Regions from separate parts of the Homo sapiens genome. Here region 1 is linked to region 2. Evidence: read pairs that join two places in POLR2A ChIA-PET (ENCODE). Cell type or tissue: HepG2. All regions are shown on one strand. Links, peaks and the distances in the headings refer to the core of each region. The heading gives the core; the rest is flanking DNA. Region 1 holds the start of COX4I2 (cytochrome c oxidase subunit 4I2). Region 2 holds the start of TPX2 (TPX2 microtubule nucleation factor).

Region 1 (8,327 bases), core at 206-8,205, 100 kb before region 2:
GGCGCCTGTCACCATGCCTGGGTAATTTTTTTTTTTTTTTTTTTTTTTTTTTGAGACAGAGTCTCGCTTGTTACCCAGGCTGCAGTGCAGTGGTGCGATCTCAGCTCACTGCAACCTCCGCCTCCCGGGTTCAAGCGATTCTCCTGCCTCAGGTTCCTGAGTAGTTGGGGTTACAGGCGCCCACCACCACGCCCGGCTAATTTTTGTATTTTTAGCAGAGACAGGGTTTCATCATGTTGGTCAGCCTGGTCTCGAACTCCTGATCTCAGGTTATCCACCTGCCTCGGCCTCCCAAAGTGCTGGGATTACAGGCATGAGCCACGGCGTTGAGCCTATTTTTTTGTATTTTTAGCAGAGATGGGGTTTCACCATTTTGGCCAGGCTGGTCTTGAACTCCTGACCTCACAATCCACCCACCTCAGCCTCCCAAAGTGCTGGGATTACAGGCGTGAGCCACCCCACCCGGGCCCACATGGCATTTTTATGATCTAGAAGTCACATAGCAACTTTCACCATATTCTGCTGTTTAATGCTGTCACAAAGGTACATCCAGGCTGAAGGAAGGGGGACATAGATCCCACACTCAAGTGTCAAGGTCATAATTGTACAATGAGCATGTCGAATTGGAGATATTGATAGGCTATCTTCTTTGAAAATACAATTTGCCACAATTCCTGATAAACTAGTTTGTAAAGCATAGCTTTGGTCTGTGGGTGAGAGGCCGGGTGTATTGCTCCGGTAGAGCTCTCTCAGATGGAACAGGTGAGTGGGAATAAGACTTGCCCTTGAGAGAAGAGCATTTCAGCAGAGGGAAGAGCAATTACAAAGGCCCTGTCATGGGCAAGGTGGGTGTGTTCTAGGAACTGAAGCCCAGTGTGGCTGGGGCATGGTGGGAGAGCAAGAGAGGCTGATGAAGAAGCTGTATTTGGAAGGTTTGGTAGTGGGGACCTTGAACGTCAGGCTAAGGAGTTTATTGGGAAGCCAGCGGTGCCAAGAAAGGCTCAAGGATACCATGAGGCTGTCCCCACATAGGCTGTCCCCACATCTGGGGGCCAAATACCCATGCCCATGTGCAGGAGCCAATTGTGTCTCAGAGAAGACAGAGGCCCTGGCCTCCAGGATGTGAAGGCACTAGTGCCTACCCCTAGGGCTGATGTGACACCTGCACTCCCAGATCTCACCACCTCAGCCCCTTTGCCAGGTTGGACGCCTCCCTCAGCCCCACTCCTCTAGTGTGTCTGCCCTGGTAGGGAGGAGGAGACGGCAATGGTATGAAGAGATCTGACCTGCCCCAGGAAGTTTCCATCTCTAGGCCACCTGTCCTGTCCTGTCCCGGTGAAATCTAGCCAAGGGCATTCATCTACCCCGATCATGCTATGGGTTCTGCGGCAGGCCAGGAAACCTGCCATTAGTGGCCATCCACTCCTATGGCAGTCCCAGCTCAACGTCAGTTTGTTTTTTTGAGACAGGATCTTGCTCTGTCACCCAGGCTGGAATGTAGTGGTGCAATCACAGCTCACTGCAGCCTCGACCTCCCAGGTTCAAGCACTCCTCCCACCTCAGCCTCCTTAGTTGGGACTGCAGGTGTGCGCCACCACATCCTGCTAATTTTTTGATTTTTTTTTTTTTTTTTTTTTATATAGAGACAAGGTCTCACCATTTTGCCCAGGCTGGTCTTGAACTACTGATCTCAAGCAATCCTCCCACCTCAGCTTCCCAAAGTGCTAGGATTACAGGGGCGAGCCACCGTGCCCAGCCCTCAGTGTTGGTTCTGGCCTGGCGTGTCTGTCCACGGTTTTAGAAGCGCTTGCTGGACGGTCCACCAGAGCTGCGGGTCTTCCCGCGACGTCCTCCGAGCCTGAGCTGCTGCCGAGACACCCTCAGCGTTCGGTGATTCCCATAGCTCCGCAGAGCCTCCGCTCCCACAGGTGAGCTGGGTGGGCCTTGCTCTCCGCTCCTGGCCAGGGCCCTCGGCTCACTGACCTCGCCCATCGGCTCGCTGGCTCTGCCCCCTCGGCGCCCGGTTCCCTTGCTGTCGCCTGGCCCCGCTCCTTGTGGTTAGCTCTGCCCACTCTCGCCTCTCCCCGCTCCTCCTGTACTAGACCTCCTCCCTGGGTTCAAGGGGCTCCCGGGCCTCCTGAAGGGCTGGGGGTCTGGGTCTGTGACGCTTTGTCCAGCTCCTCTTCCTATTTTCACCTTAGGGTCCTGCGTGAGGCCTAGCTCTTCCACAGTATCCCCTCTGGGCTGGCAGGCCGGAGGTGGGTCCTGTGTGATACCTAGAGCCTGGCTGGTGGGGGGATGCTGAGGCCATGGCTCAGGTCTTTGCATCTGGGCAGAATCTGGGGGCTCCCTGGAGCTGATCAAGTGAGCGTGAGCTGCCATCCCTCCTGCTGGCAGGTCTCAGCCTATCCCAGAGCTCTCAGCATGTCGGGCCTGTCACGACAAGTGGCCTGAATGCCGTGTCCGGAGTCCCTTCCACCCTTGGACCCCCCGCGGTTCCAGGAGAAGACCCTTATTCCTCGGCTCTGGGACCCCGAGTGGCCTGCCTTAAGGGACAGTCCGTCTCTTCCCAGGTTCAGGACCTTGAAAGGAGGCTCCGCAGTTGTCCTGCAGGCTATATTCACCGTGAGCTACTCAGGGCCGGCCTCCACCCCATGGCCCTCAGTCCGGGGCTGGGCTTCCCCCACAGATGTTCCTTATCACAGCATCACTCAACTTCTGGAGCCTGATGTTCCCACAGAGGCGGGGGCGGAAGAGGGCAGGGAAGAACAGAGGATCGCCTTTCCCAAATGCCTTCCCTTGGAAGACCCTGTGAAACTGAGGAGATGGGGGAAACTGAGGCCCAGAAATGGTGCCGCTTGGCCAGAGTGGCTGTAGTAGAGCCATGCATAGACACAGGCCACTCACTCCAGTGCAGCCACCGCCCTCCCAGCCACCCTGAAAAAGGTCTGGCAAGACTCATGACCTTCCGCCTGGCGCAGTGGTTCACGCCTATAATCCCAGCTCTTTGGGAGACCAAGGCAGGAGGATCCCTTGAGCTCAGGAGTTCAAGACTAACCTGGGCAACATAACAAGACCCTGTCTCTACAAAGCTTAAAAAAAAAAAAAAAAAAAGACAAGGCATGCTCTCCTCCAGGTTCTTAAAGAAGGAGTGTCTTCCCCTGTCCTCTGTCCATAGGGCTGTTCTGTAGAACATCCTGCTCAGTGACCGAGGTAAGGGGTGGTCCTTTTTTTTTTTTTTTTTTTTTGGAAAGGGAGTCTCACTCTGTGGCCCAGGCTGCAGTGCAGTGGTGCGACTTCGGCTCACTGCAACCTCCGCCTCGCGGGTTCAAGCGATTCTCCTGCCTCAGCCTCCCAAGTAGCTGAGATTACAAGTGCCCCCCCCACCACGCCCAGCTAATTTTTGTCTTTTTACTAGAGACGGGGTTTCGCCATGTTGGCCAGGCTGGTCTCGAGCTCCTGACGTCAGATGATCCACCCGCCTTGGTCTCCCAAAGTTCTGGGAGTACAGGCATGAACCACGGTGCCTGGCCAAGGTGATCCTTTTGGGGGTCTCTCACGTTTGGAATTACCTTGGTTGGGGAAGGGGAGGAGCAGCTCCCAGAGTGACCAGCAGAGGGCGCTGGGCCCAACATGGTCAGTTCTGGGAGCTGGACTCTTGGAACTCGGGAAGACTCCCAAGCTGCCTTCTCAAAGTTTTGTCTCTGGCAGCGTCTAGAATGGAGGTGATGTGCACTCTAGGGTCCCTCTAACACCTTCCCTTGAGCCCCTCGCCTTCTAGGCTCATCTGCCCCCAGGACTAAGCCCCCTCCCTTTATTTATTTATTTATTTATTTATTTATTGAGACAGAGTCTCGCTGTGTCGCCCAGGCTGGAGTGCAGTGGTGCGATCTCGGGTCACTGCAACCTCCGCCTCAGCCTCCCTAGTAGCTGGTACTACAGGTATGTGCCACGACACTTGGCTAATTTTTGTATTTTTAGTAGAGACAGGTTTTCTTCATGTTGGCCAGGCTAATCTCGAACTTCTGACCTCCAGTGATCTGCCCACCTTGGCCCCCCAAAGTGCTGAGATTACAGGCATGAGCCACCATGCCTGGCCAGCCTTTAGAAACTGTCTTTAGCAGGCCCCTGTGGACTCACTAGGGTATAGGAACCCTGATGGAAGGCATGGGGGCTGGGCATACCCCATGGACCTAGAGCCAGGAGACCTGGAAAGCTCTGGTCTCCAGGCCACCGAGGGGACCCCCAGCCCTCTCCCATTCATCCACCATCCGTATACTAACAGTCCCGGGACACATTTACTGAACTTGTGCTCTGCTTCATTTGAACACATCACTCCTCTTCTTAACTTTGGTTGCCTCCCACCTTCATTTTATTTTATTTATTTATTTATTTATTGAGACAGGGTCTCATTCTGTTGCCCAGGTTGGAGTGCAGTGGTGCAATCTCAGTTTACTGCAACCTCCACCTCCTGCCTCAGCCTCCTGAGCACCTGGGACTACAGGGGTGTGCCACCATGCCAGCTTAATCACCTTCTTTAAATAAAATCCAAGCTCCTCACTACCGCCTACAGGTCCTTCTCGGTGGTCCAGCCCACCTCTCCCTCCATCCAGCCTCCCCTTTAACCATGACACTCTGGCCAAGATGACCTCTCTTCTTTTGTTATTGTTTTTGTTGTTGCTTTGAGATGGAGTTTCGCTCTTGTTGCCCAGGCTGGAGTGCAACGGTGGGATCTTGGCTCACTGCAACCTCCGCCTCCCAGATTCAAGCGATTCTCCTGCCTCAGCCTCCCGAGTAGCTGGGATTACAGATGTGCACCACCACACCTGGCCAATTTTTTTATTTTTAGTAGAGACGGGGTTTCACCATGTTGGCCAGGCTGGTCTCAAACTCCCGACCTCAGGTGATCCATTCGCCTCGGCCTCCCAAAGTGCTGGGATTATAGGCATGAGCCACCGCACCTGGCTGTCTCTTCTGTTCAGTTGTTTTTTTTTTTTTTTTTGAGACGGAGTCTCGTTCTGTCGCCCAGGCTGGAGTGCAATGGTGCAATCTTGGCTCACTGCAACCTCCACCTCCCGGGTTCAAGCGATTCTCCTGCCTCAGCCTCCCAAGTAGCTGGGACTACAGGTGCATGCCACCACGCCTGGCTAATTTTTTGTATTTTTGGTAGAGATGGGGTTTCACCGTGTTAGCCAGGCTGGTCTCGATCTCCTGATCTTGTGATCCACCTGCCTTGACCTCCCAAAGTGCTGGGATTACAGCGTGAGCCACTGCACCTGGCCTGTCTCTTCTGTTTTTTGAACATGCTGTGTTTTCCTGCCTCTGGGTCTTTGCACAGGCCTTTTCCTCTGCCTAGAACAGAATTGTAAGCCCTGTGGGGGCAGGAACTATGTCTGGTTTTTTTTGGCTCTATAGCCCCCAACATTTATCCTGGTAAACAAGTATGCAATAAATGCCAGCTGAAACAGGTCTTTATAAGTTTTTTTTAAGTTTTTTTTTTTTTTTTTTTTTTTTTGAGGAGTCTCACTCTACCACCCAGGCTGGAGTGCAGTGGTGCGATCTTGGCTCACTGCAACGTCTGCCTCCCAGGTTCAAGCGATTATCTAGCCTCAGCCTCCCGAGTAGCTGGAATTATAGGTGTCCCCTGCCACACTCGGCTAATTTTTGTATTTTTAGTAGAGACGGGATTTCACCACGTTGGCCAGGGTGGTCTCAAACTCTTGACGTTAGGTGATCTGCTCGCCTCCGCCTCCCAGAGTGCTGGGATTGCAGGCATGAGCCACCACGCCCAGTTTTATAAGTAATTCTTGAATAAATGTGCCTGAGCCTTGTCTATTTTTTTTTTTTTTTTTTTTGAGATGGAGTCTCGCTCTGTCACTAGGCTCGAGTGCAGTGGCATGATCTTGGCTCACCGCAACCTCTGCCTTGCGGGTTCAAGCCATTCTCCTGCCTCAGCCTCCTGAGTAGCTGGGACCACAGGCGCCTGCCACCATGCCTGGCTAATTTTGTTTGCATTTTTAGTAGAGACGGGGTTTCGCTGTGTTAGCCAGGATGGTCTCCATCTCCTGACCTCATGATCTGCCCCCCTTGGCCTCCCAAAGTGCTGGGAATTTTTTTTTTCTTTTTCTTTTTCTTTTTTTCTGAGACAGAGTCTTGTTCTGTTGCCCAGGCTGGAGTGCAGTGGCCCGATCTCGGCTCACTGCAACAGCCGCTTCCCAGGTTCAAGTGATTCTCCTGCCTCAGCCCTCTGTGAAGCTGGGACTATAGGTGCGCGCCACCACGCCCTGCTAACTTTTTTTTTTTTTTTTTTTTTTTTTGAGATGGAGTCTAGCTCTGCTGCCCAGGCTAGAGTGCAGTAGCCGGATCTCGACTCACCGCAACCTCCGCCTCCCGGGTTCAAGCGATTCTCCTGCCTCAGCCTCCTGAGTAGCTGGGATTACAGGTGCGTGCCACCACGCCCAGCTAATTTTTGTATTCTTAGTAAAGATGGGGTTTCACCATGTTGGCTAAGCTGTCTCAAACTCCTGACCTCGTGATTTGCCTGCCTTGGCCTCCCAAAGCGCTGAGATTACAGGCATGAGCCACCGCGCCCGCCCAATTTTTCTATTTTTAATAGAGAAGGTGTTTCGCCATGCTGGGCAGGCTGGTCTCAAACTCCTGACCTCAGGTGATCCTCCCGCCTCGGCCTCCCAAAGTGCTAGGATTACAGGCGTGAGCCACTGCTGGCCTAAAAGATGCTTCTGGAGTAGGAGGCATTGGGCCTGGCTGGAAGGTTTGCGTCTGCAAAGGCCTGAAGAGAACATCCCAGGTGGGAGAAACAGCAAGGAGGGGAGGTGTGGAGGAGGCAGGGAGACCCTGTTCTTGGGACTACTGTCTGCAGAGGGTCTCCAGAGGCAGGACCCCGGTAGGGACACTGATGCAGGAGGCGCTCTGCAGTGCCTCCCCCCAATCTGTGGGCCGGGGTGCCCCCAGGGACGCAGGCTGTGCGCTCCCACGCCCTGCCGAAGCAGGACGTTCCCACGCTGGGGCGGCCCCGAGAAAGGCTGTGGGGCGGGCCGGGGGCGGGCGCCCGCACTCAGGTCCCTCCGCAGCGGGTTCTCAGTTGCTCGCTGGGCAGACCCAGGTCGCGCTCCCACTGCCGAGCCCGCGAGGTGAGTGAGTTGGGGGAGGACCCCGCCACCCAAGCCCGCGCGGGTCAGGGGCGCGGCTCGGTCTCCTGCCTTCGCCGCTGGGTCACGCCCCAGTGGTCCCTGTCTTAGAGGGTTGGGGGGCTTCTTGTAGGTTAGAGTTGAAGACTCCTGGGGAGTCTGCATATGTGTGCCATCTCTTTCCCCAAATATAGATTACATCCTCCCTCTCTTGATATGTGGAGCTCTCCCACCCACTAATCATAATCACTGGCCGGAGCCCCTCTTTTCCAGAAGTGTGGGCCGCCCCCTCCCACTTATCACCTGTAGTGTGCCCCCTCCCTCACTCTATTTGTTGGGTGCCCCTCTCTCTCCCTAGATGTGGGACTCCCCTTCTTTTCCCCAGATGTGTGTCTCCCTCCCTCTGACCCAGTTAAGTCCCCATCCTCTAAAGCCCCTCCCCACCACCATGGATGCCAAACCCTGAGTCTTCCCTGGGGGTGGGAGACTGGGCTCAGCCAGACTGGCTAAGCCCAGTCCCCACCCCAACCAGATCCAGCAGAGCAGGCCTGTGTGCACGTAGGCAGCCAATTAGGGGGGAAGGGGTGGGGGCCAGACCGTCTGTCTGTTCTGCCGGTGCAGGGGCCTCTGGCCCCTGCAGGGAAGAGAGACTCAAGAACTGCTCCCTCTCCACCTGGACCCCACCCAGCTTCCTCTGGGGAGCAAACAAGTGAGCGGGGTTCTCCAATCTGGCCAGACTGAGCTGGGGCTGGCACCAGAACCCAAGCCCTCAGCCTCAAACTCTTCAGACCCTGGCCCAAGACTTAGGCCTCCTCCCACTTCTCAGATGGTGAATTGAGGTCCCAAAAAGGGGCTTCAAAGGTCTAGGACCCCCATTGGCCCCCCGCTGGGGATATCAGACAAAATTAGAAGGGTCAAGGGCATGAGGGTGACCTTGAAACACTGGGACACCCCTACCACTACCATACCAGTGGAAAAGGATTTTTCCATCTGGCCCTGCGGTTTGGGGGCAGAGGGTGATGTGGGGGCAGAACTCATCTATACCTTCACGCCCCCAGATGCTCCCCAGAGCTGCCTGGAGCTTGGTGCTGAGGAAAGGTGGAGGTGGAAGACGAGGGATGCACAGCTCAGAAGGCACCAGTGAGACCTGGACTCCTTCCTCCCTGCCTAACTCCAGAG
Region 2 (8,327 bases), core at 291-8,290:
CCGGAAGGGGGAGGTTCAGTGAGCCGAGATCACGCCATTGCACTCCAGCCTGGGTGAAAGAGCGAAATTTTGTCTCAAAAAAAAAAAAAATTAAAAAATTAGCCGGGCATGCTGTGAGGTGCTTGTAATCCCAGCTACTCAGGGAGGCTGAGGCACAAGAATTGTTTGAACCCAGGAGTCAGAAGTTGTAGTGAGCTGAGATTGTGCCACTACATGCCAGCCTGAGCGACAGACAGAGACTCTGTCTCAAAAAAAAAAAAAATAGTTGTCAATAGTTGTCCACACCCATCTATACTCCTACCTGCTGAGTTACCTTACAAATTTCTGATACTATCAAACTTTTAATTTTGGTTAATCTGATGGGTGAAAAATGGAACTTTCTTGTTTCAATTTCCTTTATTATAGTGAGGCTGAGCACCTTCATGTGTTTGATGGCCAGTTTTGTTTCTTCTTTTTTTTAGTGGAGGGTTGGGGGACAGGATCTTGCTCTGTCTCCCAGGCTGGAGTGTAGTGGCCTGATTTCAGCTCACTGCAACCTCCACCTTCCAGGTTCAGACGATCTTCCCACCTCAGCCTCTGGAGTAGCTGGGACTACAGGTGAGTACCACCATGCCCAGCTAATTTTTGTTTTTGTTTGTTTGTTTTTTTTGAGACAGAGTCTCACTCTGTCACCCAGGATGGAGTGCAATGGCATGGTCTTGGCTCACTGCAACCTCTGCCTCCTGGGTTCAAGCGATTCTCCTGCCTCAGCCTCCTGAGTAGCTGGGACTACAGGTGCGTACCACCATACCTGGCTAATTTTTGTATTTTTTGTAGAGACGGGGTTTCATTATGTTGGCCAGGCTGGTCTCAAACTCCTGACCTCGTGACCCCCCCTCCTCAGCCTCCCAAAGTGCTGGGATTACAGGCATGAGCCACTGTGCCAGGCCTATTAAGTTTTGTATTTTTTGTAGAGAAGGGGTTTTGCCATGTTGCCCAGGCTGGTCTCGAACTCCTGACCTCAAGTGATCTGCCCCCGCCCCCCACCCCCGGCCTCCTGAAGTGCTGGGATTACAGGCGTGAGCCACTGCGCCTGGCCTACTAAATTCTGATATACATGAGTTCTGGATTTTGTTTTTGTTTTTAAAGACAGGACCCAGCTCTGTCGCCCAGGCTGGAGAATCATGGCTCGCTGCAGCCTTGACCTCCCAAGCTCAAGTGATCCTCATACCTCAGCTTCTTGAGTAGCTGGGACTACAGGTACGCACCACCTCACCTGGCTAATTTTAAAAGTTTTTTGTATCTTGCCATGTTGTCCAGGCTGATTTCAAACTCCTGGCTCAAGCAATCTTCCCGCCTCTGCTTTCCAAAGTGCTAAGATTACAGGCATGAGCCACCATAACTGGCTGAGTGTGTTTCTGGACTCTTAAACTCTTCTACTGATTTCCCCCACTTTTAACTTCTACGACAATACCATACTTAAAAATACCTTTATTTATTTATTTATTTTTGAGATGGAGTTTCACTCTTGTTGCCCAGGCTGGAGTGCAATGGCGCGATCCTGGCTCACCACAACCTCCACCTCCCGGGTTCAAGCGATTCTCCTGCCTCAGACTCCCGAGTAGCTGGGATTACAGGCGCCTGCCACCATGCCCGGTTAATTTTCTATTTTTAGTAGAGACGGGGTTTCTCCATGTTGGTCAGGCTGGTCTGGAACTCCCGACCTGAGGTGATCTGGCCGCCTTGGCCTCCCAAAGTGCTGGGATTACAGGCATGAGTCACTGTGCCCAGCAAAAATACTTTTTTTTTTTTTGAGACGGAGTCTTGCTCAGTCACCCAGGCTGGAGTGCAGTGGCGCGATCTTGGCTCACTGCAAGCTCCGCCTCCCGGGTTCATGCCATTCTTCTGCCTCAGCCTCCCAAGTAGCTGGGACTACAGGCACCCGCCACCATGCCCGGCTAATTTTTTTTGTATTTTTAGTAGAGACAGGGTTTCACCGTGTTAGCCAGGATGGTCTCAGTCTCCTGACCTCGTGATCCACCCGCCTCGGTCTCCCAAAGTGCTGGGATTACAGGCGTGAGCCACCGCGCCAGGCCAAAAATACCTCTTTTTAGACAAGGTGCCATGGCTCATGCCTGTAATCCCAGCACTGTGGGAGGCTGAGGTGGGAAGATCACTTGAGTCTGGGAGGTTGGGGTTGGAGTGAGCCGTGATCCTGCCACTGCACTCCAGCCTGGGTGACAGCAAGACCCTATCTCAAAATAACAAAACAACCACCACAACAACTACCACTCCCCCATCCCTTTGTTTTTGAGGTAGAGTCTTGCTCTGTCGCCCAGGCTGGAGTGCAATGGCACCATCTTGGCTCACTGCAACCTCTGCCTCCTGGGTTTAAGTGATTCTCCTGCCTCAGCCTTCCAAGTAGCACCAGGCAACCACCCCATTTTAATTGTGGAAAATTTCAAACTCATACAAGAGTATATGTATGTATTTATGTATCATGAACCCATCACCAGGTTCAACAATTATCAATTTGTAGCTAATCTTGTTTCATCTAAATCCCCACCTACTTATCTTCACTGCCTACTCCCAATTATTTGGAAGCCAGTGCCAGAGTAATTTCATCCCTACCGTATCTATATGTATCTCTACAACACAAGGACTCTTAAAAAAGAAAACAAAAGGTGTGGTGGCTCACACCTGTAGTCCCAGCACTTGGGAGGGTGAGGCGGGGGCATCACCCGAGGTCAGGTGTTCGAGACTAGCCTGGTCAACATGGTGAAACCCCGTCTCTATCAAAAAATATAAAAATTAGCCGGGTGTGGTGGCGCATTTTTAATCCCGGGTACTTGGGAGGCTGAGGCAGGAGAAACCGGGAGGCGGAGGTTGCAGTGAGCTGAGATCACACCGTTGCACTCCAGCCTGGGCTACAAGAACGAAACTCCGTCTCAAAAAACAAAATGAAACAAAACAACAACAACAAAAAGAAAACAAAACCAAACTCTGGCAGTTTATGTTTTGAAGGAACTAAATTGTCCTGTGGTTTTCCTGTCTGGATTTTGCCGATTGCACCCCCATGGGTGTGAATTAACTGAACCATACTTTAAAAATTACTATAATTTCATGTTAATATGTACAAAATCTGTACATAAATCCCCCAATCTTTTTCAAAATTCAAGATGCCAGTACTTGTACTCTTCCATAGGAACTTTAGAATTAACTTGGCAAATTCCAGAACAGAACCCACTGGGACTTTCATTGGAATTGCCTTGACCTTTTTTTTTTTGTTTTGAGACAGAGTCTCGCTCTGTTGCCCAGGCTGGAGTGCAGTGGTGCAATCTTGGCTCACTGCAACCTCCGCCTCCTGGGTTCAAGTGATTCTCCTGCCTCAACCTCCCAAGTAGCTGTGATTACAGGCACGCGCGAGCACGCCCGGCTAATTTTTGTATTTTTAGTAGAGATGGGGGGGGGTTTCAACATTTTGGCCAGGCTGGTCTCGAACTCATCGCCTCAAGTGATCTGCCTGTCTCGGCCTCCCAAAGTGCTGGGATTACATGCGTGAGCTACCGCACCCAGCCTAGGCTTAATTTTTGAATCTTTAGCTTTTGCTGGTATTATGAAGGGGGTTGTTTTGTTGTTCTTGTTGCTGCTATTTTCTAATTGATTAAAAAAAATTAAGATGGTGGGGGTGGTCTCGTTATGATGTCTACGCTGTTCTGGAACTCTTGGTCTCAAGGGATCCTTCTGCTTTAGCCTCCTGTGGAGCTGGGATTATAGGTGAGCGCCACGAAGCCCGGCCTCTAATTAATTATCGGTGGTGTATAAAAAGAACAGACCTTCTTAATTCGAATCCCATCTTCTCCATTTATTATGTGATTTTGGACATGTTTGTTCAACTTCTCCTAGACTTTGTTTTCTTTTTACGACATGGGGATCATAAAGCCGGGATGCAGTTGGGAATAAAACCGGATAAAGCTCCCAACGAACCGCGGGTTTCATAAGATCAGGGCAGGGACTGGGTAAAAGGTTTCAAAGACTCCTGCACTATTGGGAAGGACGCTACGGGCGAGTCTATGTTGCATGCAGGCGACTCCATGTTAAGACGAAGTGAACTCCCTGAACCTTCAAGGGATAATGCACAACCATAACGAGAATAATTTTTAAAAATAGAGTTTTCTTCCCTGAAAACTTGGAGAGGTCCAGGATGCGCGCCATTCTGTGATCTAGGTTGACTCTCCACCTCTTCAGTTGGTACCACCTTTCCCAAATAGTTTGGAGCAGAGCACTCCGGTCTTTGTAATAACGTACTCCTAAGAGCTGTTCCAGTGGACTCACGCAGGCGCAGGAGACTACACTTCCCAGGAACTCCGGGCCGCGTTGTTCGCTGGTACCTCCTTCTGACTTCCGGTATTGCTGCGGTCTGTAGGGCCAATCGGGAGCCTGGAATTGCTTTCCCGGCGCTCTGATTGGTGCATTCGACTAGGCTGCCTGGGTTCAAAATTTCAACGATACTGAATGAGTCCCGCGGCGGGTTGGCTCGCGCTTCGTTGTCAGATCTGAGGCGAGGCTAGGTGAGCCGTGGGAAGAAAAGAGGGAGCAGCTAGGGCGCGGGTCTCCCTCCTCCCGGAGTTTGGAACGGCTGAAGTTCACCTTCCAGCCCCTAGCGCCGTTCGCGCCGCTAGGCCTGGCTTCTGAGGCGGTTGCGGTGCTCGGTCGCCGCCTAGGCGGGGCAGGGTGCGAGCAGGGGCTTCGGGCCACGCTTCTCTTGGCGACAGGATTTTGCTGTGAAGTCCGTCCGGGAAACGGAGGAAAAAAAGAGTTGCGGGAGGCTGTCGGCTAATAACGGTAACGATAATTATTGTTATTACCATGCTAACAGGTTATAAACATTGACTGAACTAAGCACCCTGCATGCCCGTTCTCATTTAATTTCCTCGCCAAGCCAATGTAGTTGGTGCTATTCTTGGTCCCTCTTGACAGAAACTGAGGAAGGAGGAAGGAGGAGGAAACTGAGGCCCAGAATCTAGATAAATTTCGAGAAATGGGTGATACAGTAGCCATGCCCTCAGGAAGTGTGGCGTTTGATGGAGGAAAACAGAGGTAGTCACAAATAAGTACATTTCAAAACTGTTGTCTAAAACAGGAAGATAATTAGATGGTGTGAGAACATAATTGAGGGAGAGTTTAAGTCCACTTGGAGTTGTCTTCTATTTGGGATTTAAAATTCATTATATGTTATCCATATTTGTCCAGCTCTCTTTTTGTATGGAATCACCAGATATTATTCCCTTTCTCATTTCCTTTCTCAACATTTATAGATTGGAGGGGGGAAGGAAAACCAAACCAGGTTATAATGTAGAATTGGTTTACCCCCTATTTTCTTGACATATAACGTCTGGTTTTCCACATATAATTTTCTAGTAGTTCAGTAACATGGACTCCCCCCAAATCAGGCCTACTTAGGATAGAAGAGGATTTTTGACTCCTGGATTTTGCTTTAAGACCAGCTCTTGGTTTACTTCCTGCTTCACCCTTACCTTTTCTTGACATCCTGTGGCCTCTCTTTGAATTTCTCTCACTCATCAAATGTTGTCAAAAATAGGACTACTTGCTGCTGTAGTAAGGATATTCTTGTATTGTGGCCTTAGTGTATTACATCACCCCCACGTCAGACTTGAGTCCCCCTGGTTGGTTTGGGTGAGTCAGTTCAGTATTAAGCTGGCATTCTTGGATCAAAATTATGTGGCTGTCAGCTAACTCAGCCATTTAGTTGACCTTTGAGGGTACTGTGCTCAGATTGGCATGAGATATTATGGGTGTACAGATATATGATGTACTCAAACGTTTTTTGGTATGTTTGGGGACAAAAACATGGTTTGAAATTGGCAAGTGAGAATCAGAGCAAGATAGGACACCATCTGGGTGCTCTACTGTTTTGTATTCTAGGTGTCTGGACAATTTAGAGGTGAGGGAGTTCAAGAGCCAGTTTGTGTTTCTGTGCTTCACAAAGCCACCCTTGTCTAATTCTTGATAACCAGAGTTTGGTTAGACAGGGACTGAAACAATCCTAGTGCATAGGAATCACCCACTAAATACCTGTTGAATTGAGTAGGCAGGAAGGCACTATCTGAATTGACTACAAAATTGCGGGTATGAAAAACTGGATTGTATTCAACTAGGTTGGTAAATTTGTTTAGACTTTCAAATTATCTGAATAGGGTTTATTTGGCCAACCTTATGCATAAATCTGTGTATTCCAACCTTGATAAAATTAATTTATTGCAATTAAGTTTGTCCAGGATTATGTGAGAGAGTCCTTCATTTCATTTCTTTAGTTACCAGGAGATGTTCAGGGCTCATCTACATCTCCTGGTTAATTTTCCTTCAGCTTTTTCTGTGTCTCTTCCCTAATTCTCTTTGAGTTCCTGGGAGAAAGAGGAGGGATATTTAAATGCCCTTTGACATACTTAATTTTCTTTGCTATGGGCAAAGTTAGGAAGCAAAATTGACTATAGAGTTGTTTTTTTTGTTTTTGTTTTTGTTTTTTTTTTTTGAGACGGAGTCTCACTCTGTCGCCCAGGCTGGAGTGCAGTGGCGCGATTTCAGCTCACTGCAACTTCTGCCTCCCCTGTTCAAGCAATTCTCCTACCTCAGTCTCTTGAGTAGCTGGGATTATAGGGATCTGCCACCACACCCGGCTAATTTTTGTATTTTTTTTTTGAGATGGCATCTCACTTTGTTACCTAGGCTGGAGTGCAATGGTGCGCTCTCGGCTCACTGCAACCTCCGCCTCCTGGGTTCAAGCAATTCTCCTGCCTCAGCCTCCCAAGTAGCTGGGACTACAGGCGCATGCCACCACACCCGGCTAGTTTTTTTGTATTTTTAATAGAGATGGGGTTTCACCATGTTAGCCAGGATGGTCTCAATCTCCTGACCTCGTAATCTGCCTGCCTCGGCCTCCCAAAGTGCTGGGATTACAGGTGTGAGCCACTGTGCCTGGCCTAATTTTTGTATTTTTAGTAGATACAGGGTTTCACCACGTTGGCCAGGCTAGTCTCAAACTCCTTATCTCAGGTGATCCACCTGCCTCGGCCTCCCAAAGTGCTGGGATTACAGGTGTGAGCCACCTTGCCTGGCCTTAGAGAGATTTCATAACCCAAGCGATTCTGTGAATAGATCTGTATTTGAGACAGAGATGTAGAGATCAGCAGCCCAAGGTACTCTGTGAAAAAAGGATAGATAACTGCGGAGGGCTTCCGTTTTTGTTTGTGTAGGGAAACTTGGTAAAAGGGGAATAAAGAACAGTGAGAAAAGTATAAAATTGTATCTAGAGGTTACTTTGGAAATTAAAAATAATGTTATTTGTACTTAGTAAAACAAAGTAGTAAAAGTTTGCTCTTTTTTTTTTTTTTTTTTTGAGACAGTCTCACTGTGTTGCTCAGGCTGGAGTGCACTGGCTGGCGCAATCTTGGCTCACTGAAGCTTCCGCTTCCCAGGTTCAAGCGATTCTCCTGCCTCAGTGTCCCGAGTAGCTGGGATTGCAGGCGTGCACCACCATGCCTGGCTAATTTTTGTATTTTTAGTAGAGATGGGGTTTCACCATGTTGGCCAGGCTGGTCTTGAACTCCTGACCTCAAGTGATCCACCTGCCTTGGCCTCCCAAAGTGCTGGGATTATAGGCGTGAGCCACTGCTCCCGGCCTGTTAACCCTTTTTTACTACAGAGAACTTGGAACCTGTTTCATCACTTTTCTGCTTCTTCCAGGTTCTTGATACATATTTGCCAGACTTCAAGATTTCAGAAAAGGGGTGAAAGAGAAGATTGCAACTTTGAGTCAGACCTGTAGGCCTGATAGACTGATTAAACCACAGGTAAGGCAGTGACCATAGGAATAAGGAACATTAATATATCAGCTTCATAAGTGTTTAAATGACTAATGTAATTTTATAAAGTAACACATATTTTGGAAGGAAATTTATTTATTATGAAAAGCAAAAAGAAAATAAAATCACCCACTATCCCACCTCTCAGATAAACCATGGTTAGCCTTTTGATAGATTTCTTTATAATTTTTTTCTATGTCTATATAGTCATTCCTTGATATCCATGGGGAATTGGTTCTAAGACCTTCCCAGGATATCAAAATTCTCATATGCGGCCGGTTACTGTGGCTTATGTCTGTAATCCCAGCACTTTGGGAGGCTGAGGCAGGCGGATCACCTGAGGTCAAGAGTTTGAAACCGGCTGGCCAACATGGCAAAACCCCATCTCTACTAAAAATACAAAAATTAGCTGGGTGTGGTGGTGCGCATCTGTAATCTCAGCTACTTGGGAGACTGAGGCAGGAG

The links. ChIA-PET counts read pairs that join two places held together with the same protein. Peaks named below come from ENCODE experiments on the same cell type or tissue, not always from the same donor. Only the 100,000 strongest peaks of a DNase experiment are listed, where the experiment ranks them.
Region 1: POLR2A ChIA-PET joins it to region 2 with 11 read pairs; 23 of 35 experiments call an interaction of 5 or more read pairs at or near these places.

Annotation. Positions count from the first base shown.
Region 1 is chr20:31,630,812-31,639,138 of GRCh38, forward strand. COX4I2 (cytochrome c oxidase subunit 4I2) reads left to right here and starts at 7,101. Exons shown (of 5, transcript NM_032609.3): 1 at 7,101-7,151; 2 at 8,207-8,288. The coding sequence starts at 8,207. RefSeq lists enhancers at 2,892-3,392, 3,393-3,893 and a silencer at 7,022-7,161. In HepG2, for the core only: a CTCF peak has its summit at 3,618 (motif pointing right); a DNase peak (open chromatin) is centred at 3,640; H3K27me3 peaks cover 797 bases.
Region 2 is chr20:31,734,798-31,743,124 of GRCh38, forward strand. TPX2 (TPX2 microtubule nucleation factor) reads left to right here and starts at 4,493. Exons shown (of 18, transcript NM_012112.5): 1 at 4,493-4,824; 2 at 7,744-7,850. RefSeq lists enhancers at 4,506-4,555, 4,646-4,805. In HepG2, for the core only: CTCF peaks have their summits at 4,344 and 4,686; DNase peaks (open chromatin) are centred at 4,404 and 5,994; H3K4me3 peaks cover 3,302 bases; H3K27me3 peaks cover 323 bases.